Regions from separate parts of the Mus musculus genome. Here regions 1 and 2 are each linked to region 3. Evidence: chromatin loops called from intact Hi-C (ENCODE). Cell type or tissue: left cerebral cortex. All regions are shown on one strand.

Region 1 (8,000 bases), 730 kb after region 3:
TCATACATGTAGAAAGGAAATTCTGGATATAAAAATTAAAGTCAACCCTTTAAGACTATCTATATATTTGATTCGTGTAAATTGGCTAGTTTGTCTAAATAATTTTTAAAAGATCTTATATGTTAAAAAGCTTATTAAAATTTAGAAATAGATGGCCTAGTCTGCCATCACTGGAAAGAGAGGCCCATTGGACATGCAAACTGTATATGCCCCAGTACAGGGGAACGCCAGGGCCAAAAAAAATGGGAATGAGTGGGTAGGGAAGTGGGGAGGAGGGTATGGGGGACTTGTGGGATAGCATTGGAAATGTAATTGAGGAAAATATGTAATAAAAAATAAATTAAAAATAATAATAAAAAAATTTAGAAATAAAAATCCAGACACCCTGAAAGAACATACTAGCTAAAGAAAATTAAAAAAGAGACTTGAGTATATATGTTTCTACAAACACTAGGTCCAGCCACCTGTTGAAACATTTAAATATCAAAGAAAAAACTAAGAGTGACATTGCAGATGCACTGAAATGAAAAGACAAAGTGGAGACTTTCAGAGATACTAATAAAAATTGATTCTGGCTAAGTTTTAATTTTCATTGAAAATATTTTTTTTTAAAGGACGAAAGAGGAAAGAGAGGAAAGGGGGAAGGAAAGGGAATGTCGTCCTCTTGTTAGTATCAGTGAAGTCTTAGGACATTAAATTAAGATTACAAAGTGTGAATACAACTGAAAACTTGAAATACATAATTTACATTTATCTTTGCATATACATTTATTATGTCTGTATTTTTAATAAACTGGGCAAATCTGGTTTGTGTACAGCTTCTGGTTTTTTGCTCCAGGATCTGTACTTTGCTCAGCACTTTCTCATTTCAGCAATCACTTGTGATCTATGTTCCTATGCTTCCAATGTGCTTGTGCTACTCAGTGCCTCGTTCTGCTACCTCAGTCAGCCTATTCATTCCAAGGGCTTGGTATCCATCTTTCCCCTTGGTCTTCATTATGGCCTCTGAAACATTCTTATTTGGAACTAATATATTTTAAATATATATGTATTATATATAATACATATATATCTTTTAATATTTATGGAGATAAAGATTCCATTTTAGAGCATAATAAATATACAAAATAACTATAATAACTAGAGATGTTGAGTTGATGCCTAGCTAACACTGATATCGATAGGAGTGTCCTGCTTCTTAGCATTCTATAATATATTTAACATTATTAAACAAAGCTTGAATTTACAAAATTCACAAGTTGAAATTTTACATTGTGAAGAGTTAAAAGTAAAAGAGCTCATGACCTCTGTCTGTATGTTATTATACAAGCACATTTTGTCATTGATTAATTGGGTGCCTTAGGTTTGTCAAATATACTTTGCACAAAAGTAAAAGAGTTTGAAAGTAAGAAAAGCAACTACAGAGCCAGAGGCAGGCCGATCACTGTAGGTTCAAGGCTAGCCTGGTCATACCTAGTTACAGGACAACGAGAGCTAAATAGTGAGACCTTATCTTAAAGAAAGAAAAAAAGGAAGAAAGAAAGGGGGGAGAGAGAGAGAGAGAGAGAGAGAGAGAGAGAGAGAGAGAGAGAGAGAGAGAGAGAAGTTACAGTTCTGCTTCATGTTTGTGATTATAAAACATTTAAACAAGTAATATTTCCGAAGCTAAATTTAGATTTGAATTGAAAATCATTTTCTAAAAGCAATTTCCAAATATGAGTCACAATTATGCCTCTCCTCTGTCAGAAGAATCAAGGCAAAAGAAAAGAAACAAACAAAAATGCATATTCTCAATGTGTTAAAAGTTTCTCCTAAAATGTTCTTGGCATGTTCACTTTTACCAAAATATTTTATAATTCACTAAAATTTAAATTTGCCTTTAAGACAGCCATTTTCCTTAGATTAGAGAAAATTACGATGACATTGATTGGATTAAATATTCACTTGTGTTATTAAAATCACTGTGAAAACAAACAGACCTATTCAAATGTCTAAAACCTTTGGAAGAGACTGGCTTCTGCAATGTAAATCAAGGGTGAAAATCTGGCTGATTTAATTTAAATTTTAACTGATTTTAAAATGCTGTCTTCTTTAGAGATTGAGTTTCAAAAAGTTGATTCTAAAAACTGACAGATCTTTTATGAATATTTGGGAAATTATCTTTAGCTTTTTTGTAGCCCATCAAAAAGGCAAAAGAATCATAATCGGCATTTTGTTAGTCTATGTGGTGATATAACCGAATCCCTCGGAAAGAACAGACGGAAAATGGTAGCTATTATTAATTTAGAAAGACAAAGCAAAGCCCGGCATTTCAGTAATGTGGAGAGTTGTGTGCTCTTGGAGGAGAAAGGGTTTTGTAATTGGATTTTGAAGTAATTTAGAAGACGAGATAAGACGTAATGGTTGTGTATTAGAGGTTAGAATGACAACAGAAACCCATAATGTGAGGGTTCATTGAACTGGGAAAAAAATACAACAACAAAGAAACGCAGCACTGACGGAAAATGGCCTGAGCGGGAAGCAACAAGGTGAGTATGTGAAGGCCAGAAGGACCCATTCTGAGTAGGCAGGTCAGTCAGCAAGTAGCTGGAGCAGCAGACAGGCCGACAGCAGGATGCTGCTCCTTTCTGCAGTCACCTCTCAGCCCACCACCCCACTCCCACCTCCCCAACACACATCCTTTTTCCTACTGGAGAATTTTCTCCTGTCTTCTCTCCTGTCAGTCATCACCTTGGCTCCTCAGCTCTGTCACCGGCTGGCTCCCAGGTTCTCTGAGGAGATGTCCTGTGACAGTGGCTAAGCTCTCCTACCAGCAGCCATGCACTCAAAGAGCCAGGGCAGCCGACCAGACCTGCCTATCCACATCTGTGGAAACTCATACCCTTAGCACACTGGGGAAGACAAAGAAGACTCAAACAGGAAAATGAAATCCTCCTGCCTTTACAGCCCAATATTCAGTTGAAGTCTTGGGCAAGTAAATAACTTATCTTTATTTTTTAAAATCTCTTTTCAAAGGACACAGTCGCCTAAGCTCCAGATCCCAAGATAGGCCTCGGATGAGTAGCTATTTTGGAACAAATAATTCAAGTATTGGCATTAATCAGAAGAGCTGGCTTCTACAATCAGAGGGCTATTTCTAGCTGGGAGGCTGTTTCCTGCAGGACTGAATTGCTTCCCGGTTGCCGGCACTTGGCTACCCCCTGCTGGGCAGGAAGCTAAGGGCCTGCAGATCACACCATTATGCTCCAGGGTCATCTCCCTGCAAGGCCTGGGACAGAATCCACTTACTACCTGTCAAATTGTTATCACACATTCTTGACATGAGGCTGAAGTGTGAAGTTCCCTTCCATTGCCTAAGAGGTGTTAAAGATTTTTTGTCCTTCCTTCCAAGCTCTTTGTATGCCGGTTTAAGCAGAACAAATCTATTTATTTCTTTGTATGTGTGTGTGACGGTGAGTTTATTAAAAGCACACCCATAACTTGTAAAATAAAATGATGGCATGCTTTGTTTAGCATGAAAAGTGTGCTTGCTTAAACCTCATTTTAAGCCTTCGGTGAGTGAGTCCCTTCATCTTGAGGCAGAAGACATGGATTGTGCGATGAAGACACCAGGCTTTGGCTGAGTGGCCTGGAATGAAGCCTGGTCCTGAGTTTTCTTCTCAAAGCAGCTTATCAATCACTGAAAAAACAAAACAAACAGACTAACAAAAAACAAAAAATAGCCACAAAATGAAGCACGCTTTGGCAAATATAAGATGTGAAAACCAAGTTTAATCAGATCAAGTTTTCAAATACAGATGAATGTGTTTGAATTGTCATTCAAAGTATTTTAACAAAACCCGAACTGAAGGAAATTTGTTGCTGTACTTTTAATGCATATACATTGCTAAGACAGGAAGCCACAGGCACATTTGGAAGACATAGCTTAAAAGTGACTTTAATAAAAAATGGGTAAAATGCAAGGGATTTTTAATTTTTTTAATTCAAAATAAGTAAAATCAGAAGGGATTAGGTGACATCAGGGCAGTGACAGGGAGGAACACGTGAACAGAGGGAGCTTTCAATGACTCAGTGACCCAAGTGTGGCTTTCACACTCTCTCAGTTCTTATTCTGACTTGGGTTTTTTTATTTCACTCATTTTGCAGATGAGGCAGACACTCCAGAGCAATCAAGCAAGAGCTGCCTGTGTAGCACCAGACAGACAGCATCTGTGTACATGAGGCACAAAAGTCAAGGCATACGGTCTAAAGGTACAGCAAGCCTTCTTGCTCTTACCCATGCAAAGTTAGAACCCAGTCTATTCACTGACAAACTTACAAAGGAGTAGGAGGTTTCTATATTCATTGTGCAAGTGTCAGAACACTTAAACTCTAAACCAGAGGCAGCTGCAGAAGTAAATATTAATATTTCTTTCTGTTGGAAGGGAATAAACAAGTGAAGATTTTATTAAATTTCTAGCTGTTTGGGTCCTGTGTTGTGGCTCAAATTAAGGCTGACACTATTTCCAAGTGAGGCTGGCCTTCAGCCGATGATGGTGCCTTCAGCCGTAAAAACCAGTGCAAGAACTAACTGGAGATTTTACTGTACCAGGAGGAGAGTCAGATCTCAAGGATGTGGTACACAATTCACACCTTTACTTAATTGTAAACTCTCATGATTTTTTAATGGTGACCCCTGTGTTCTTGTTCACGTCCAGTTATTTGGTGATGAACAGGGGTGGGTGTGGAACAGAGAAGTCTATCCCTGGTATAGGCAAGGTGACCCTGAACTTCAGTAACCCACTCAGTCAGTTAGAAACTTCAAGTCTGCCTTGCTACCAGATTCTGCCAGATGAAAATCAGTGCTTTAATCTCAATCTCCCCTCAGAGAAGTTAGTGATTTCCTTTCTCCAGCTCTTGGCAATCTGTCAGCCCTGACTCCTTTCTTCTTTTATTTCTTTCATCTTTCCATTTTTCTGGAACACTCATCACCTGCTTTTTGTTCTCAAGAATTTCCTTACAATACATTCATCACCCTTGAGATAGCCGGGATCTTGCTTGTGTTGCTATTTTACCCGGATCTATGGGAAGTACAAAATAAGATAGTGACCCCACCCTAAACTGCAGCATCATATTCTTTTTTTTTTTCTTTCCATTTTTTATTAGGTATTTAGCTCATTTACATTTCCAATGCTATACCAAAAGTCCCCCATACCCACCCACCCCCACTCCCCTACCCACCCACTCCCCCTTTTTGGCCCTGGCGTTCCCCTGTTCTGGGGCATATAAAGTTTGTGTGTCCAATGGGCCTCTCTTAGAAGAAAAAAAAAGCATCTGAAACTAATAGTAAACAACAGAATATAAACAAAATTTAGTAATGAAATCATGATGATGAAAGATGATGAACTTCAGAGATAAAGGGGGAGAAGAGATCATGAAGACAATGGTGACAAGGGGACACATTTTGAGTGAATGAATAATAGAAAACATAATTTGTCTGATCTGTATCAGATGTTATTCTAAATACTTCTGTATATGTAATTTTTTTAAAAAAATCTCCTTAAAAATCTTATGAGCTAGGTATTATTTCTGTTCAGGTGAGACAGTGACCATACCACATGCCAGAGTTCAGGATTGCGGATTCTAAGACATAGTAACCATCCTGACATGCACAAAAAAGGTATACAAAATGGGCTTTTATTGCTTGCAACCATGCTTACAGAAACAGCTTGTGAAAGGAAAGATTCGTTTTGGCTCATGGTTCCAGAGGAATGGAAAAGCAGCACATTTTAATAGCAGCAAGTGCATATGATGAGTGTTCTACACATGGTGGAACCAGGCATAGCCAGCCTTCAAGACCCTCATCTAGCTGCCTGCCTCACCCAGACAGACCACCTCCTAAAGGTTCTCTAGCGTCACAAGTTGGCACATCTGCTGAGGAGCACAAAGAAGGGGACTGGAGTCAACAGGTTGCATCCATTTTTCACATCCCAGATTGCGATTTTCATGGGGGAAGAAGGTACTGCTATTCAACCTAGGTAGAAAGGACATGACAGACACAAGAATGTATCCAAAGAGCTCTTGGTAAATTAATGAGGTTACGATTTACAAGATTGTGGATGACCCTAGAAGCTTCTTCACTATAAATTGCCACCCCACATAGAAAAGCCATACCATAGAATCTTATATATAAATTATAAGTAGCTACAACACTGAAGCACACCCTCCACCCCAAGGAATTCTTTCTGGCGTGTACAAATTCAGTGAGGAGTCTTAAGAATACTGTGTCTTATGAGTTTCTTAAGCCGGATGCACATTCCCCTTCTTCCATAAAGAATGCTATAATCCAAAGGAAACAGTTATGCCACAAAGATTTAATATATAGCAGAGTACTATGACAGGCGAAGTGTATTCCAACATGGGAAGGAGGCATACGGAGTCACAAAAGAACTGTAGGAATGACTCTCTTTCATATTTTAGTCATGGAAAGCTGGCATTTAGGATGATCTAAAATCTAGAATTAGTGAGAATGTGTACCGGAATCTTCTAGAAAAGCTAATCAGCTGGCTAGGATCCTTGTGCTCAGAAATTATGCAAACACCCTTCACATGCTGGTGTTGGATGGCCTTTGTGTCTAGCAGTTTTGAACGTAGGTATCTGTGGTGGTGGCAGCAGGCAAGAGCAACAGCACATGACACTGTTTATGTTTTCAGTCCTCATGCAGGCTTTGGTGATCAAGGCCCCTAAGACTCATTTCCACCTAGGAAGTCAGGGTTTAACAGATGTAAGCTTTTAATAGTAGAGAGTATTATAGCTCTTGGCCGTAAATATGGGACAGTTTTCTCCAACTCTTCTAGTAACCAAGGCCAACAGGTTCCATTCTTTTTCTACATATAGCTTTTAATTTGTCTTTGGTATTAGCTCTCTTGCTGGTTCTTTGCATCCAGGACCCTTGCTCTTTTTGCTGTGGGTCCCCAGTAGCTGCTTCTTCACTGACAATTGGCTGGCTACTGTGCTACTCTCAGAGCTTGAGCTACTCCTGTCTCTGTTGGGACTTCTGTTCTGTTGACCCTGTTGCCATGGCTGATATTTTCCTTTGAGGGACCAAGTTTGGTCGATGCTTAAAGTAGCAAGAAGCGACTGCTTGAGAGAAACCTTTCGCTGGGCCTATTTTCAACACCAAGGGAAGAAACACAATAGCATTTGGACATGAGCCACTAAGTACCTAAGCACCCTGCATTGATAGTCAGAGGCCAGATCTTTAGAGGAATCTCAGTATATCTGAGGCACAAATGGAGGCGTGTACTTACTCAAATCAAAGCCTTGATTCTGTAGCACCAATGGCAACTCACCCAAGCCCCTCCCCCATAAACTACTATAAGAAGTGCTCTTCATCAGGAAATAGGATCAAGGTCACCTAGAGTTCAACCAGGTTTGTGATATTCAGTAGTCTGGTGCAAACTATTTGAAGCATTCCTAGCTGAGGCTGTGCTTTCAGGAGCTGGAGGTATCTGCTCTGATCACTGTGTGGTTTTTAAGGGATTCTGTGGAGTTTCAAGACAACTGGTGCTGGCATAAGGGTAGTAGGTCTGGGCTGGTTCACTGCGCTAGCAATCAGGCACATCCACAGACAGCTAAAAGCGACTTCTAACTAATCAGGCTTCGTTACAGCCAGCTTTCGAGGGAACCAGTGATAAGACACATCATCTCTAGCTGCCAAAGATTGTGACACTGTCACTCCTATCTCGTGTTCCTTTGCACATGCGCCACGGTCCCAATAAAAGTCAGCAAGGGAGTCCAACAGTTGTTAGTTAGGAGGTCAAATTGCCCCGTAGATTAATGTCTTTGTAGTAAGTATGCTTTTAACAAAGGCAAAAACCACTAACTAATCACACTAATAGAGACTGACCTCTTCCCCATCCCGCAGGGAGAGATGAGTCCTAATATTATCTCAGTATTTAAAAATACCCAAGTCTCTGCTTTAACCCTTCGAAAGCTTCTAAAACTCGGTTGAAGAACAT
Region 2 (8,000 bases), 840 kb before region 3:
ACATTGGCAAGGATGTCTCAAGAAACCAGGAGGGGAGGGGAAAGCCAGGAGTAAGGCTTAAGGATGTGTTCTGCAGGAAAGACAGATGTCATGGTTAAGGAGATAAGCATGAACCATCATTTAAACACTCCGCAGTGTATGCATGCATCAAGACATGGCACTCCATAGCACTTAACTTTTGTTTGTATTGCTATGTTTTTATCCCTTAAAACTATGGAAGTATTTCTTAAACTAAGAATTTAAAAAATGCTTTTTACCTAAAAAATGGCACTAGAGCAGAAAGTGAAAGTGCAAAACAAGTTAATGAACAAAGGGAAGTTAGAAATATGCAAAAATACATACAGAGTTTTGCAGTGTAGGGTGGGTACTGTAGAAAATAAGACTTTCCCAAGAATTAGTTGTGAAAAAGACAAAGATTAAGATGAAAGGAGAGACAGGGAGGCCAGAGTAAGCAAAAGACAGAAAAGAACACTGTTGATGCTGCGTCCATACTCCAAACTGCATGGAAGTTATAATTAGAGATGTAGTAGGATGAGAAAGTGTCAACAGGCAAAGACGGCTAAAGATGGGCAGAGACCCTCAGGATTCTGAGTCTGTGGCGAGGTGGACTCATGGATTCCATCCATACCGTTTGGTTACGCGGCTATAGAAAGACCCTTCAGCATGCAGGTTCGAAACTAGTTTGTAAAGGAGCGAAACCCATGGTGATCTCCAGGCTCTCTCTGGAGAGGTCCAGGCTGGAAGGCTGACTGGGCTGCTCCTGATCAGAGTCCCTGGGAACCCTTATAAACACCACCCCAGAGATCTTGCAACACGAGGAGGTGTGGACAACATGATGGTTACTCAGAATGGTACCTTAGCCAACCGAAGAGGCAAGGCTTTGGAAACAAGGAAGCCACGGCATGAAATGATTTATAAATTCTTTCGTAAGTGCAGTTTAGACTCCACAATCAGGAGTTTAATTGTATCGGTTATTTTCACAGGAGTTTGTAATTTGAGGGTAAGGGGAGGGGTCAGCTAGGTTTCCACGATTTGTTATTCTTAGTCTGCCTGTTTTTCTATATTTTTATTTTATATATTTGGGCGTTTTGCCTACCTGTTTGTCTATGTACCACATACATGCAATGCCCTTGGAGGCCAGAAGAATATTTAAGATTCCTCCTGGAACTGGAGGTACAGACAGTTAAGCTATGGCTGCGAGTTGTCCAATGTCACCTGGAAGATCGGTCAGTGCTCTTCACTACTGAGCCATCTCTCCAAGTCCTTAGTCTGGTTGTTTTTCAATGTCAGGAAATGATTCGATAATGTAGTAGGCCCTTCAAAACCATCTGGGTGGATTCGGCTAACAGCCTGTCAAGAATATCAAAAAAGAGAAAGCTGTGCAAAGACTCTTCTCATCGTTGTCCCCAAACAGCCCAGTCTATCCACTCTTGCACAGTGCGTATGGTCTCTCAGGTGCTTCAAGCTCATTTAACAGGTAGGCTTTATGCAAATCAGCACCAGTTTATATTAAGGCCTTGGACATCCATAAGCTTTATATCTCAGAGGGTCTGGGAACAGATCCCTCAAGGAAACCAACACCTGTCCTCTTATCTGATGGTTTAGCTAGACTCTCCCGTTACTTAAAACTCCCAAGCCTACCTCTTCTCTGTTGTAAAACTAGGCTTTCAGCGTGAGCATGGCAGGGATGTGGTATTTGTAGAAGTACAAAACTGGAAAAGTGTTTCCTTCATTCTTCCACTGAGAGAGATTTTTCCTCAGTGTTCTAAAAGCCTTGTACTGACAAAGAACTTGAGTAATAATTTTATGCTTCTCAGAGCTCATTTTGAATGACCTGAGTGTATGGGTTTTTTTTTGGTAATTATGAAAAATGAATAAAATGCCAGTGGCACATACGATCTGTGATTAAGATCCTCTTTATAACATCTTCCAACTAGGACTCGTGAATGACTCTTCTTGGGTTAATTGTACTTAAAATCAGAATATGTAGTACAATCTTAACTGTGTTAAATTATGCATAGAAAAAGAACGTTAAAGAAATAACATAGTAAATTAGAGTAGCTGTGTGGTGAGCTTCTGGGGAATTTTAATTTTCTTTATGCATTTGTATATTTAAGCAATTTCAGACAATAATACATTGTATTTTTTATTTCCAGAAAAGCGAGTACCATTATTAAAATCAATATACATAACTTTAAGTATCATATGGCACAGACTGTGAAAATACTATATAGGGGGATAAGGTTGAGAGGTGTAGGCCATTGTATTAAATGAGTAGTTTTCCCTGTTCAGATACCAAAATGACTATACGTTCTGTTATTTTCCTCTCTCTCTCTCTCTCTCTCTCTCTCTCTCTCTCTCTCTCTCTCTCTCTCCCTCTCTCCTCTCTTCCTTGCTTGTTTTCCTCTTCCTCCTTCCTGTTCTTTTTCTTCTTTTGAGATTGGGTCTTTCTATGTAGCTCTGTATAGCCAGGAACACACTATGTTGGCCTGGTTGGTTTTGAGCTCAGAGAGATGTGCTTGCCTCTGCCTTCCCAGTGCTAGGATTTAAGACATGCACCACCAATGCCTCATCTTTAGGCCCGCTTTTAGTTAGATGTACATGTCTCTATGTATGTATGCCACATTCGTGCTGGTTCCTGACAGAGATCAGGAGAGGGTGTAGGTTCCCCTGGAGCTGGAGTTACATAGAGTCAGTTGTGAGCTGCTGAAAGTGGATGCTAGGAACCTAAGCCTGGATCTGGAAGAGCCGTCAAAAGCTCGCAACACAGACTGAACCATCTCTCCAGCCCTCTCTCTTCTATTCTGGAAAAGGTTTTGCTTGTGGTATGGCTATGTATTTCTTGACTGAAAAAATATTTTATTTCATAAACATTATAATAAAACATATCTTAATCACTACAATAATATCTAAGTAGGATGCGCATTATATTTTAAAGTCCTTTTTCTTTTTTTGAGATAAGCTCTCACTTTGAGGCTCAGGCTCACTTCCAATTCACAATCCTCCTACCTCAGTCTTCAAGCATTAGAAACACAGCTTTATCTTTAAGGATTGAAGTAGAGTTCATGTAAGTTGTAGTTTTTTCCTCTTTTTAACAAGTTGATATTTTAAAGCCAAGGATGGGTTAAACAATGGTGTTTACTACAAAACTCATAATCAAGTAACTTTCAGTAAAAATAATTACTTTTATTTCAAAATTCTTAGTGGAGAGGACTTTAATGTTGCATGAAGGAGAACTCTCTGAGGTAGTGGACTGCAGCCACTCTGATAAGATCACCACACATCGCACACAAACACTGGGTGGCCACACTGTACTCCACGAACACCTAAAATTATGTGCCAGTTTAAAACAAAAATATATTTTAAACAACTGTTTACAGGAAATAGCTATAATAAAGTCATTCTTTTAAATCCAGTTGCTATCCTGAGACAGAAGATCTGAAGTTTAGACTTGAAATTCCAAACAAGTGAGTTTTAAAGAATAAAACGTTTTAAAACTTAGTTTGACCTAACTTATTTTTGAGACAGTCAGACTTTGAGCTTGTGGTTCCTCAGTTCCAAAAGGGCTGTGTCTGTTTTGCTTATTTTGAGATAGGATCATTGTGTAGCTCTGGCTATCCTGTAACTCACTGTGTGGAGCAAGCCCTGCCTCTTCAGTGCTGGGATCAAAGGTGCCACCACAGCCCAGCAAGAGCTTTGACTTGTTTGTTGTCTGACTGGGAAGCTGGGGACGAAGGGGTAGATGAGTTTCACGCTTGTTTGTGAAACTTGGGGTTTTCTGATTCTCTGTCTAGTGGTTTCTCCCAAACCATGCTCTCAGGAAGAGTCCCTGGGACAGTCATGTGGAGGAAAAGATGTGTGGACATTTGCCCAGCTCCATATACACAATGAAATACGAGCCACTGTTTGTTTTCACGGTACTCAAAGTACCTTTGATTCCCAAGGCACAGTCTCATCCATGGCTCAAGCCGCATGGGAGTCGTTTGAGGAGGTCCACAGTCCCCAAATGCTTGCTTTACTCAGAAGCTCTCTGTAGAAATCCGTGCAGGAATGGAGAGCTGGCTGGAACTTGAGCAACTTCTAGGCTTAAGCCTGCAATTCACACTTTCTTTGAACTAAGTTCTAGATAAAAAACAGAAAACAGAAAAACAAAACCAAAAAAAAAAAAAACCCAAAATAAACATAAATAAATAAAAACTTCAGAATTTATTTAAAAAGAACTACCAGCCTTGTAAAACTCATAATTAACATTAACTTTCCTGCCACCGGCTCTGAAGTCTGGTTGCTAATGGGGAAGAAAGCTGAGAGGCCGACCACAGTGGACACTGCAGGGGAGCTGGCTCATTCCAGGGGATGCTGGGCAAGTCTTATTTTCTGGAACTTGCTCTTGTTTTATGGAAGCTCTGAGGGTTTTTTTTTTTTTTTAGATTTGAGATTAGACTTGAAGCACAAGGCCACAGGGTCTGGGATAAGGCTGCTTTTGATGTGCAAATGGCCAAATTTACCTTTTCCACTAGATGGCATTAGCAACTTCTGAAGCCAGAAGCTAATTACCAGCCACCTTTGTTAGGCTCTCAATTACACCTGTGTGTCTTAAGCTGTAATTGGTAATCGACTCTCTTGCATGTTTTAACTCGGATGCCAGGTACACGGTTAAGACATTGGTATCAGCTCTCTCCCGGGACAGAAATAGCTTCTGGGAGTATCAAAATGGCATGCTAGAATCTCATATTTCAAGCAAGACCTTTGGAAGCAACATACCATGCCACGATAAATTTAAACTAAGTATTCCTAGCTCTCCTTACGATAGTTAGGCAGCAAGCAAGTTGCTAGGTAGACCGGGAAAAGAGAGTTTTGGTTTTCTCAGCAGGGGGAGGATTTTTGTTGTTATTTCTTTAGAACTTGATGGTGTGTTCAAACGTGCAGGGGCAAACCACACCCAGATGTGCAGACTGATCATCTGTCTTCCTGTAATTGTTCTGAGGAAACTAGGTTTTTAAATTATAAATGCAAGCCTCTACTGCCTAGAACGGATGCTGTTCAAACCGTGACTGAAGTGCTTGCCCCTTCGTATGCTCCGTGGAGCTCACTCAAGACTCCGTGGGTGTGTGTGGGGTCTCGTGTCTCCTGCGCAGGCAGTGCGGTGCTCCTGTGCGCACCTCTGCCGCTGCCTCCATCGCTGCCTGCTGCTACCCCGCGCCCACCATTTCTTCCTGTTGATTGGTATCACCTCGCATGCTTAGAATGTCTGCCTGTCTGTTCAGAGTGTGAACTCATTCCTCAGACTCCTGATCGGTTCGTTTCGCACCAGTGTCAAAACGACTTATTAAATCCCGCACCTCCTGATACCCAGTGGCTGATGTGTTTCTGTCCAAACAGTAAATGACAATAAGCATATGCAGTCGGTGGTCTAGCAAACTCATTTAATTTGATAAAAATGTCACCGCAACATGCTTTAAATCGCTGTCCTTTTCATCATCGCTAATTGCTAGCTATAGACCTTTTTCCTATGCTTAATACAAGTGTTAGAATACTGCTCCTTCCAGTCTGATTAGGAATTAAAAAAAAAAAGTAGAATTCCTTTTCAGTGGCAGCATTATTTCATCAAGAGATGGATTTTGCTCTTAATTAGCCAACATGCCACAAGGGAGGCTTCCGAGTCACGGGTGTGAAACAGCCTGGAGCAGGAGATCAATCTACAGGAAGAAAATGGCGGCTGGGGAATAATTGGCAGCCCGGGTGAACGTGGGCTGGTTGTAACAGGGACAATATGTTCCCTCGAATATCACGAACCTCTCCCCCTACCGCCAACTTGGCACATTTCAAACTCAACAAAAGATGTGTGTGTGGTTATTTGTCTATTGTTTGAGACTTTTTCTTGCAGCTGTGGTGAGGTTTGCTCATGTGTTAGTTTGACAATCTGGATACTTCTGACTAGAGTAGGAGATTAGGAGGAGATCTGTGAATTCAAATAAAGAAAAAAAAAATCTAACCAAAAACAAACAAAAAACAATTCTCCAGGAGTCTGAAGATTAAAAACAGACCTGGATCCTGTCTATATATGAGAAACAAGCAATCAGTTAATTTGCCAAACCCAAATGGCAATTTGAAGAACAGTACATACCATTGTTAATCCTTCATGAATTCTTCTCTCTTAGAGAGAGAGAGAGAGAGATAGATAGATAGATAGAGAGAGAGAGAGAGAGAATAGGGATAGACTACATTTATTTGGTTCTATCAAGACAGAAGAAAATCACGACCTGACACTTCTGCTTCCATCGTGAGCTGGTATTTAATTTGACTTGCTATTTGCTATTGTTTTAAAAGAAACTTTCTGTCTAAAACCTTGTAGTTAAGTCAAACCACACCCATCCCACACCACAAGAGGGTATCTCTGAGGTTTGATGTGTGCAAATGGGCAGAGCAAAGAGAGAACATCTGACTTTCTGGCTTTTCTTCACTAATGATGAAACATTAGCTCTGGACCACTGTCTATTTGACTTGTGCGGTTGGAAATATATTCTTCAAGTTGTCAAGGGTTCATAGTCATTTTGTTGTAAACTCCAAAGGATCTCCCCAGTCATCTATCTGCAGAGCGGCTTTGATTGGCCAGCCGAAACGATATAGGCAGTGGAAGACACAGGTGATCTACTTTTAGAAAAGTTTTGTACCAACTCTCTATCTCAAGTTTGAACGTATGATTTAGTCTTGGGACAGTCTCAGGGTGTCACAGGTCACCTTATTTTCTCTTCTTTTTGTGTGAGAGTAATATCTCCAATGAACACAAGAAGAAAATATCTTCATTGTGTTTCAGGAAAACCCAGCATAGCTCTTTCTGCCTGAGTTGAGCAGTGCAGATAAATAATTGAAATGAATGAAGATTATGTTAGAGTCATGCCCTGAACTCTACTAGATCAACACCCAGGCTGCTCCCAGGGAGAAAGACCACTCTGGGTCTTCATCCCTTTAGGCATATGCCATTGACTCTATCAGTAACCTGTGAGTGGTTTGGTGCTGATGAGGCACATGTTCCACACATGAGGATTACATGATGGGCCACATCCTCTTTGGCTGATGTGCAGGGCAAAGGGAACCCATCTAGGCTTTCAAACAGTGGAGAACTACTGTCTTAGTTAGGGTTTTACTACTGTGAACAGACACCATGACCAAGGCAACTCTTATAAGGACAATATTTAATGGGGGTCTGTCTTACAGGTTCAGAGGTTCAGTCCATTATCATCATGGTGGGAACATTGTAGCATCCAGGCAGGCATAGTACAGGAGGAGCCAAGAATTATATATCTTCTTCTGAAGGCTGCTAGCAGAACACTGGCTTCCAGGCAGCTACAGTGAAGGTCTAAAGTCCACACCCACAGTGACACACCTACTCCAACAAGGCTACACCTTCTAATAGTGCTTCTCCATGGGCCAAGCACAAACCATCACAGCTACCTTAGTTACAGTCAAGACTGTAATTCACAGTGTGTCTTTTTTCAATGGGTTTTAGGCCTAGCTCTGTAAGGCAACTTAGACTTGCACCATTTTGCATAAAAACCCTTGGCTGCACAAGATTTAGTCTCACTGTAGCATTAGCTTTCATTTACTAACTGGCATGGACTTTTTAAGAATGATATTACTTCCTGGAATAAGCTAGGTGCTTGTTTTAAAGAAGAATATTTGATGTATGTGTGCAGACGCCTGTGGAGGCCAGCAGAAGTCTTGCACATGAATTTACAGCTGGTTGTGGGTCTTGGCTTCTTGAACTGGACCAGACCCTCTGCAAGAGGAGTGCTTGAGTTCTCTGCTGAACAATCTCTCTAGCCCCTAGAATCCAGGAGACTAGAGGGTAGTTTTATTGATTACTTAAAATAAGTTTCTTTCCCTGCAGAAGCAATATATAAATGCACACTTTTTTTTTTTAAACAAAATCCCCATTGACTTGCTCTGGTTAGAGGCTCCCAGATGAGGTACCCTCTTGTCTTTGTGATCTGTTTTCAGGC
Region 3 (8,000 bases):
ATTTTTAGAGCATTAAAATAACTATCAGGCAGAAGAATCTTTCTTCTTGCCTAGGATTTCAGCCATGTGCGTGCGCTCTCTCTCTCTCTCTCTCTCTCTCTCTCTCTCTCTCTCTCTCTCTCTCTCTCTCTCTTCTCCTCCCTCTCCCTCTTTCTAGCCTGGGGCTTGAATTTGCATGTCTAATTCATTTACTCACCATATTTGAATTGGCCTGAACAGATGTAAATCGGGAAGGATGGGAAAAACTGCAGTCACCAACAATGATTAATCAGCTGTTGCAGGCAGTGTCTTAAGGAGACTGGTAGGAGGAGGCATGGAAACCCAAAGGCCGTGTGTGTTTAGAAGCCTAACTGTCACATCAAGCATCATCGTCCCCATGCAACAACAACCATCACCTTATACATCACTTCCTGTTTTATGCAGCTCAAAAAACATAGACTGAAGATTTATTTTTTAATATGTTGACTTTGTTTCTCAGCAAAGCATTGGTCATGTGTGTATTTTTCCATAGTCCCACCTTGGAGCATTTATGTAGACATTGTAAATAAATTTTGTGCAAAAAGGACTGGAAAGATGAACTGTATTATTGCATTTATTTTGTTTTTTTTTTTGTGAAAGTAGCAGATTAGTGCAAGGTGGCATGCATATAAGGTTAACTGAGTGGGGTACGCTAATTATACTTTTTGTTGTGGATAAAAAATGCTTGTCAATAGCCTTTTTCTATCAAGAAAACAAGGAGCTAATTATTAATAACAGTCATGGCACACTGTGTCCTATCTTAGCATTTAAAAGTATGCAAACTCCAGGTCCAGCTTCAGTCATTGAGTGCAGTCATGACGTCAGACTCCAGAATGAAAAGGTTATTTTTTGTCATTCTGACTTTACTGCTTACAAGATGTGTCCCTCAAACTTTTAATGATTAGTACAGCATTTTTAATGATAACAAACAATTAGCTCCCTGGGCCATATGTATTTGAAAATTGTAACCACTGAGTAAATTATTTAACAATAACTACTGGATTAAGATGACTTAACGAATTGGTAATACCAACAAAATTAAGGGTTAAAGTCACTAAGCTAGCTGTAGCCTCAGACTTCATTCAGTATTAGTCGCCTACATGATCAGTAAAATCCTGCTGTGACAGAGCTGAAGCCCACAGTCAGCCTTTTGCCAGGGATGTTATCTAGGGCCAGCAGTACATGTTTATTAAGAAATTAACTATATAAAATTGAAGAGACCAGACTTCAAAATCTAATTTTTATAAATATGCTCTATGTTCTCATTGGATAAAACTGGTTATTAACCAATTTTCCAGAACAGCTGTACAGAATTTCTGCATGGCAGCCAGCTAAATGGTTCAAAATAACATGTTTAAGCTGCAATAGCTTATAATTTCACTTAAATAAAATCGCTGCTCTAAAAAGTGCTTCATAAAGCTAAGGGAAATATCCAAATATTTTAATGAAGGCAAATTAATTTTTTAAGAAAACAGCCTTTTGGTTGCTTTGGGAACAAAGGATGAGTCAGAAGCCTTAAACTCTAGCCTGACATTCAGACCCTTGTCACCTTATAAACTGCCCACAGCAATCCTGTTTTCTATTTGGAAAGAGAAACCAGCTGTGGGTTGGCTCTACTCAGTAATGGTAATGGTGAGTCACTGCCTCACCTGCAGGAGCAGAGGTGTGCACTCTCACCTTTTGTTTATGGGGCCTTGTTTCTGACACGTGGGTGTGCAGAAGAGAGAGGGGGTGGGGGAGGGAGGGAGAAGAGAGAGAGAGAGAGAGAGAGAGAGAGAGAGAGAGAGAGAGAGAGAGAGAGAGAGAGAGAGAGAGAGAGAGAGAGAGAGAGAGAGAGAGAGAGAGAGAACGTGAGAGAGGTTGCAGCCTGGTCTCAGAGCTGTTGCCCACCTCGCCCTGCTCGCCCCCCCAAAGATGGGACTGTTTAACTTTCCTATTTTGGCCCCGAGACAATTCTACGACTGCATAAGAGTCCATATTAGTGAAATCATTTTCTTTGATGGGTGGTTAGTTGCAGTTAACAACCATTTATTTACTTTTAAAAATAATAATAAACTTTATAAACTAACCGTCCTTTTACTTCTGCCTCCCCAGTACAAGCCCGGTGAGTCAGCCTTTATTATCCTGGAGGCTCTAGCCTAGTTGGGGTAGGAGGGGGCGGGGTGGGGAGAAAGCCGGGGAGGGGGGAGGAGGGGGAAAGGAGAGGGTGGTGAAAAGAACAGGGGGAGAGGCTGGGGGTGGAGGGGAAGAGTGAGCGCAAGCAAAGGGGGGCTGGGGAATGTGGAGATTAAAAAGAATCATGATCATTAATGTCTAGGAATTAGAAAAAAATAAAGCAAGCTTTTGTGCCATGGTTTCCCCCCTCGGAGTGAGGATTGTGCGAGCCTTGCTCCTCAGGTCTCTCTGTTCCTGCCCCTGACACCCTCCCGTTTAATTCTGTTTTAGCTTTTCCTCTTGTAAATTTCAGAGCCAGCTTTGAGGTTATTGACGACACTTATCGGAAGGAGGAAAATAATAGAGGTGTGGAGAGTGGTTTTGATGTTTCTTAAAGGACAAAAACAAAACGCCCTCCCCTAAACAGGGCACACAATTATACAGGCTTCTTTTTTGGGGGTGGGGGTGGGGGGGTGGGGGGAGTCCGCTGGCTGAATGAGACTAGTATGACTAAGTTTCTTTTACAAAAAATTTAAAAATGTTACCCGATCATATTTAATCAAATGTAATTATAACACATTCAAAATGAATAATATGCCTTGGAAGTATTTTTATTGTTATTGTTCATTGCACGATGTTCGACTGCTTTAGAAGCACAGGAAAGAAGCAAACGCGCTACAAATGGGGAATTACCCTCGTTTAGCATTAAAATTCATTTAGATAAAATTGCCACAAACATTTAAATGGGAAGATTAGTTCCCCCTCACGCCTTATTGCACTCGCTCAATGGTTCCGTTAAGAACATTTTACACGTTGGAAATTCCGTCTTCTCAGACGGCTTGCTGTTTCCTAGTTACACACATTCAAAGCAAAGGCTGCAGCCACGGCAGCCGCAGCAGCGGCAGCAGGGGGAAAAAGTTTGGCAACTGGTCTGCAATTCATCCGCTGCGCCCCTAGTTTCCCTCCACCCTCCCCAGTTCCCCCCCATTAACAGCCCCCCCCCCCGACTTATGTGTTCGAAGAGCCCGGCCTCGAGGAGCCAAGGTTGGTTGTACAGTATTGACAATATTAAACTACAAAGAAATGGAAAGAAGCCGGTGGGTCCCTCTCTGCGTCTCCCGCTTTTGTACGAGGCTGAGGGTTGAGTGCAAATGTGCCGAGTCGCCCGCACCCCGACCCCAGGGCCGCCGGGCGCGCCGCCGTGGCCCGAGACGTCTCCAGGAAATTCGCCACTGCTCTCGCTAGCGCGGTGGTGGAAACGTGTTAAAGGCTCAGCTTGCAAAGTCCTGGCACCGTCCAGTCCCTCCTGGCCCTCTTCTCGCCCCACCCCTCCCCCCGCCGCTCCCCCCCCCCCCCAGCCCCTCACCCCTGTCCTTTCTTTTGAGCCGCAGGAAAAGAGGAAAGTCGTCTTCTACTGCCACCTTTTGGGGATTTGGAAAAACGACGCAGTAGGAGACCGGAGGGAGGCGGAGCGCGGCAGTGTGTTTTGAGGGGGCGGGGGGGAGGGGGGGGGAAGAAACCCCCTTATGATCATGCGTCGGAACTGGCGCCCTTAATCTGATGCTTAAATATTTGATGTGGAAAAATTACCCATAAAATTAGTTACTAACAATTTCAAATTGAAATCACTTATCGAATTATAAGCGCATTAAAGCTGTATGGATGGTATTAGGAGTTCCTTTGGAGGCTGTCTCCTCTCGGGGAACCCGGCCCACGAGTTTTACCGCGGGGAGAGGCGTGCTAGGTGGAGCCCTGGGGAGACCAAACGACAAGGACAGCAGTTGGGGTGCCGGGTCCTAGCGGGCCTAGAGAAGATGGATCTGGGTATGGGGATCGCATTCCGGGCAGAAGCGCATACTGAGTAACTCCAGGGACAAAGTCCGAACGTTGTGAAAGGGGAAAACTGCTCTTTTACGCTGGAATTCCGAGCCTTCAGTGATGCTTTCAGCTCCCCCTGTGTAGGCGGGAGGGGGGTGTTGGGGGTGGGCTGAGAGGAGTTTTGAGATGTCTCTAATGAGACCGCCGCGGCCGGCTCACCCAGCTCCAGCCGCGTCTCAGACTCCCTTTAGTTTCCCTCTGCACGACATCGGGGCTGGGGCTGGGGCTGGAGCTGGTACGTGGGCGGGTGGGTCTCAGTTGTGATCCCACACTACTCCGAGGTACTCGGGGTCTGCAGAAGAGTCCTATGCTTGCCCCCATCCCCACCTCCGCCATCTGAAAGTCAAAGTTAAGAAGAATTAACTGTCTCGGTAGCCTGGGTGTCCATGAGTTAGCGCAAAAGCATATTCAAAGACTTCTTCGGCTCACTCTGGGCTCCGTCAATTGGAACCCCTCAGAGTGGTTTGTAGTTGCCAGAATGCTTTCACAGGACTTTTCCAGACGGAGCCCCGGCTTCCGAATCCCAGGGCGCTCATGGGAGCATGTCGGTGAGAGCTTGGGCCCTGGAGGCTGCCTTGAACAGTCAGGCTGGGCAAGAGGGTGAGCTTCCAGAGTGTATAGCACTCCGGTAGAATGGAGAAGAATAGTGTCACAGTGTGTTGGGCAGAAGCTCCTTCAAGTTTCCTTAAAAGTCCTAGAAACTTCCCCCACTTTGGATCCCACAGGCCCTCGGCCCTTGGGAAGGCAGTTAAAGCAGAAATTGGTGATATAGGTTCTCAACGGGTGTTTGGACCGTAAGCAGGGAGGTGTGGGTTTGTGTGTGGGGCGCCCAGTTTGAGTCATCATTTTTCCTGGTCTCTTCTGTGCTACCCAGCACCCCCTGGCCCTTTGGCAAACCATACCATCAAGGGTAGACGCAGCATTAGAGGCTAAGAGCTCTCTGGTTGGGGGAAAAGATCTGGGCGGGAGAGTTGGGGGTCTTCCTGGGAGACTGAAGCCAAGAAATAATGGGAAGGGTAGGGTTCTCTTTCACATCGAACCAGCCTCCCGCCGCCCCCCCAAAAAGTTTAAAACATTCTCTTCCAAGGCGGAACTGAAAGAAAACACAAACAATATATTGGGCAATCCGCTAGACGTTTGCGTTGTAGAGTCTTTGCCCTAAAAATGATACCCTAGGGTTTTAATAGGGAGATGGGAGGCACTTTTAGGGGCTTGGTTTAGCTGGTGAAGAAGTAACTCCTGTGCTGCTCACGCGCTCAGTCCACCTCAGGGAATTCCGACTCTGAAACTCTGGATTTAGTTTTAATCCAGTCTTCCTTTGATCAACTGTATAATTCCTAGCCCTGACCACCTCTACCCCACACTGTGTTCATTAGGACCAGTGACTTTATTCTCTGGGAGGAAAACTACTCCCAGGTCCTAGCCCATTAGGAAAGCAGAGAGTAGAGTCACCTGCTTCATACACCTACGGGTCCTCTCCCCGGCGTCGTTTTTCTGGCTTGGCACCCTAGCTTCAGGCAGAGTGTACCGGAGAGTTCAGGATCCCACTGTCTGCTTTCTCTGGGTTGGAGACATGACTGAAAGACAGGATGGCCAACTCTCTGGCTCCCCTTCTCTCCTCCCTTTCTTGCTTTTCTGCCTAGGCCTCCCTCACACCTCAGCACTTTTCTCTTCCACCACCCTAAAAGTGACAGGTTCTCCGAATTCACCTGAAGACCCGAGGCTCTAACCTCTCCCAGTCCCCGCAGGCATTGGGGGTGGGGGTGGGGGTGAGCGGCGAGCGCCGAAATCGCTGCAAAACCCTTCTGCCAACCTCACCCACTTTTCTGGATTTGAGTAGGTGACTGCGCATAGAGATCCCCCTTGAAGACGTTGTTGAGCATGGTCTAGGCTTTCAAAGAGCCGGATTCCTCCCTTTCGGGAGATCGAGGGTCACTGATAACGTCACCTCTAAAAAACCTAGGAAGGCAGCAAAGACCCCAAGTAACCGGCTCCTACCACTGCTGCCTCCCGGCTCAGAGCAGAGACCAGACACTAGCAAAGTCCCTTTTCTGGCAGATCCGTGAGGCGCCACTGTGCCCCTGGAGACTCAGTTTCTTCTGGGGGGTGCGGGGAGGGAGGTGGGTGGGTGGTAAACAGCGTGTGCAAATCAAATCCGATTTTTGAGACGTGCATTTTCAGGTGTTCTAAAATGCGAATGGCAAGGTTTGTGTGCCCGTCTAGTGGGGGTGGACTAAGGGGAGGAGTCTCCCACTGCTTGCTTCAGTCTTTAATGTCTGAAATAACGAAATGTCTGTGTGGCAGCTGCTGCTAGAGCCAAAACTAACTCTTTGGAAGACGGAAAAGAGTGAAAGGCAAAGAAAGACTGTTCATTTTATTTTTTCCTTTGGTGCCTTTTGGGATGTCATCTGTTTCCTTGGCGACTGTGTTCAGCCCCCGGAGCCCCTGGGCTCCAGGATTGTTAGGGGGGGAAGCATGCTATTTCTGCACCGTCATTTATCACTGTCACAGCATAATGATTCCCCTTGCAGCCCCTTATTGATGTTTGTAATTGCATTATCTCATAAAGGAAGATGATCAATGAAACCAAGCCGTGCATTCTGGGGTCAGAGGAAGCCAAAGTACTGTTTGTCCCCTTTAATACAACAAGTACTCATTATCTTTAGGTCTGCATTCGAAAAATGATCTGATCTGGGGCTGACCCTGCCGGACATCCCAACACTTTCTAAAACGCGGTTTGTGTAACCTTTTGCTTAAATGCTAAATCAAGTACCTGTCTTGCATTTCAACGAAAGGAATGCTGAAAGAGAATGAGAAAAGCATCTCTTCCTTTTTTTCCCCCTCTCCGCCTGTATTTTGTTTTGTTTTTCCCCGGGGCGGGAGACGCATGATCTTCCCCAAGACCCGTGAGATTTTCCACTGTAACTCCTAAGAGCTGTACTGTAGGAAAGGCCCCATCAAAAAGGGATCTAATGAATGAGAGGAATTGGGAGTGAAGGGAAGCGAAGCCGCCAGAAGCTTCGAACAAGGTCGGTATAAAAAGTGCAGAATAAAACCACATCCGGTTTAATTAATAAGAGCAATAAACTGAAATAATTCCCCATGATTCTGTGCTTGCTTCTGCCTTTTACAGAGCTACAACTCTCCTCTTTAGATAAATGATGTGTGTGTCTGTTTGATTCTCAACAGTAACCAAATCAGTGGCATACTCTGTTTCCAAACCCACCTACAAACTTTAGCAAATAAAAAAGTTCATTTGTCCATTAAGGCAGTATTTAGTTGAGTAGCAATGTCCCACTAATACTGAATGGAGTACATGTAATCCCATGAAAATCAAGTCATCTCGTTGTACTGGAGTAAATAAAAAAAAATACAAAGGAGAAAAGATCCAAGTGTAATTTCAAACTAAATGCATTATTGGGCTGTCAGAGTGAAAACCTGATTGTTTGGGGTGGAAAGGAGAATATCAACTCAGCTCACATTTAACTTAAAGGTTCGAGGAAGGAGGTGTGAGCTCTAGATTTGGTTGTTCTTGTAATTTGTAGGAAGAGGAGAGGCTTAGACAACTCTAAATCGTTTAACGACAGAGTTAAGGGGAAAAAAGCTTATTCTTAAGCATTTCTATGCTGAAATGGAGTGCCCTCTCTTATGTTAATAAGATCACCAAAATAAATAAATAAATAACTAGGAAGGGAGGGAGGGAGAAAATAGGAAAAGAACAGAAAGAATAAATGTTTTCTTTTTTTTTTAAAGTGGTAAAACTCTAAATTAAGAAGTTAATGTTCTAAATGAAAAACCAAAATGGAAAACTTTCAGCATAGTTAACAAAAAGAATACTTAAAGTTTGTTTGAATAACCTGACACCTTGACATACAAGCTTACACTGAATGATCATAAAACAGAGAGATAAGATATCCCTTCGTGGAAAAAATATAACATTATTAAGCTAA

What was found. A loop is a pair of places that touch in the nucleus more often than their neighbours do. Peaks named below come from ENCODE experiments on the same cell type or tissue, not always from the same donor. Only the 100,000 strongest peaks of a DNase experiment are listed, where the experiment ranks them.
Region 1: a loop joins it to region 3, with 2.5 times the contacts of the local background. A loop is called at or near these places in 8 of 42 quality-filtered maps.
Region 2: a loop joins it to region 3, with 3 times the contacts of the local background. A loop is called at or near these places in 2 of 42 quality-filtered maps.

Annotation. Positions count from the first base shown.
Region 1 is chr11:18,147,175-18,155,174 of GRCm38, reverse strand. No RefSeq gene overlaps it. Among named protein-coding and RNA genes, the nearest start is that of Gm12018, 55 kb to the right of the region's middle. In left cerebral cortex, a CTCF peak has its summit at 3,198 (motif pointing left); a DNase peak (open chromatin) is centred at 3,187.
Region 2 is chr11:19,711,014-19,719,013 of GRCm38, reverse strand. No RefSeq gene overlaps it. Among named protein-coding and RNA genes, the nearest start is that of Gm39602, 28 kb to the left of the region's middle. In left cerebral cortex, a CTCF peak has its summit at 4,508 (motif pointing right); DNase peaks (open chromatin) are centred at 5,238 and 5,764; H3K4me3 peaks cover 464 bases.
Region 3 is chr11:18,873,240-18,881,239 of GRCm38, reverse strand. It overlaps Meis1 (Meis homeobox 1), which reads left to right. Exons shown (of 12, transcript NM_010789.3): 12 at 1-812. It overlaps 8430419K02Rik (a long non-coding RNA gene), which reads left to right and starts at 3,630. Exons shown (of 4, transcript XR_003949854.1): 1 at 3,630-8,000. In left cerebral cortex, a CTCF peak has its summit at 3,611 (motif pointing left); DNase peaks (open chromatin) are centred at 6,435, 6,642, 6,948, 7,347 and 6 more places; H3K4me3 peaks cover 886 bases.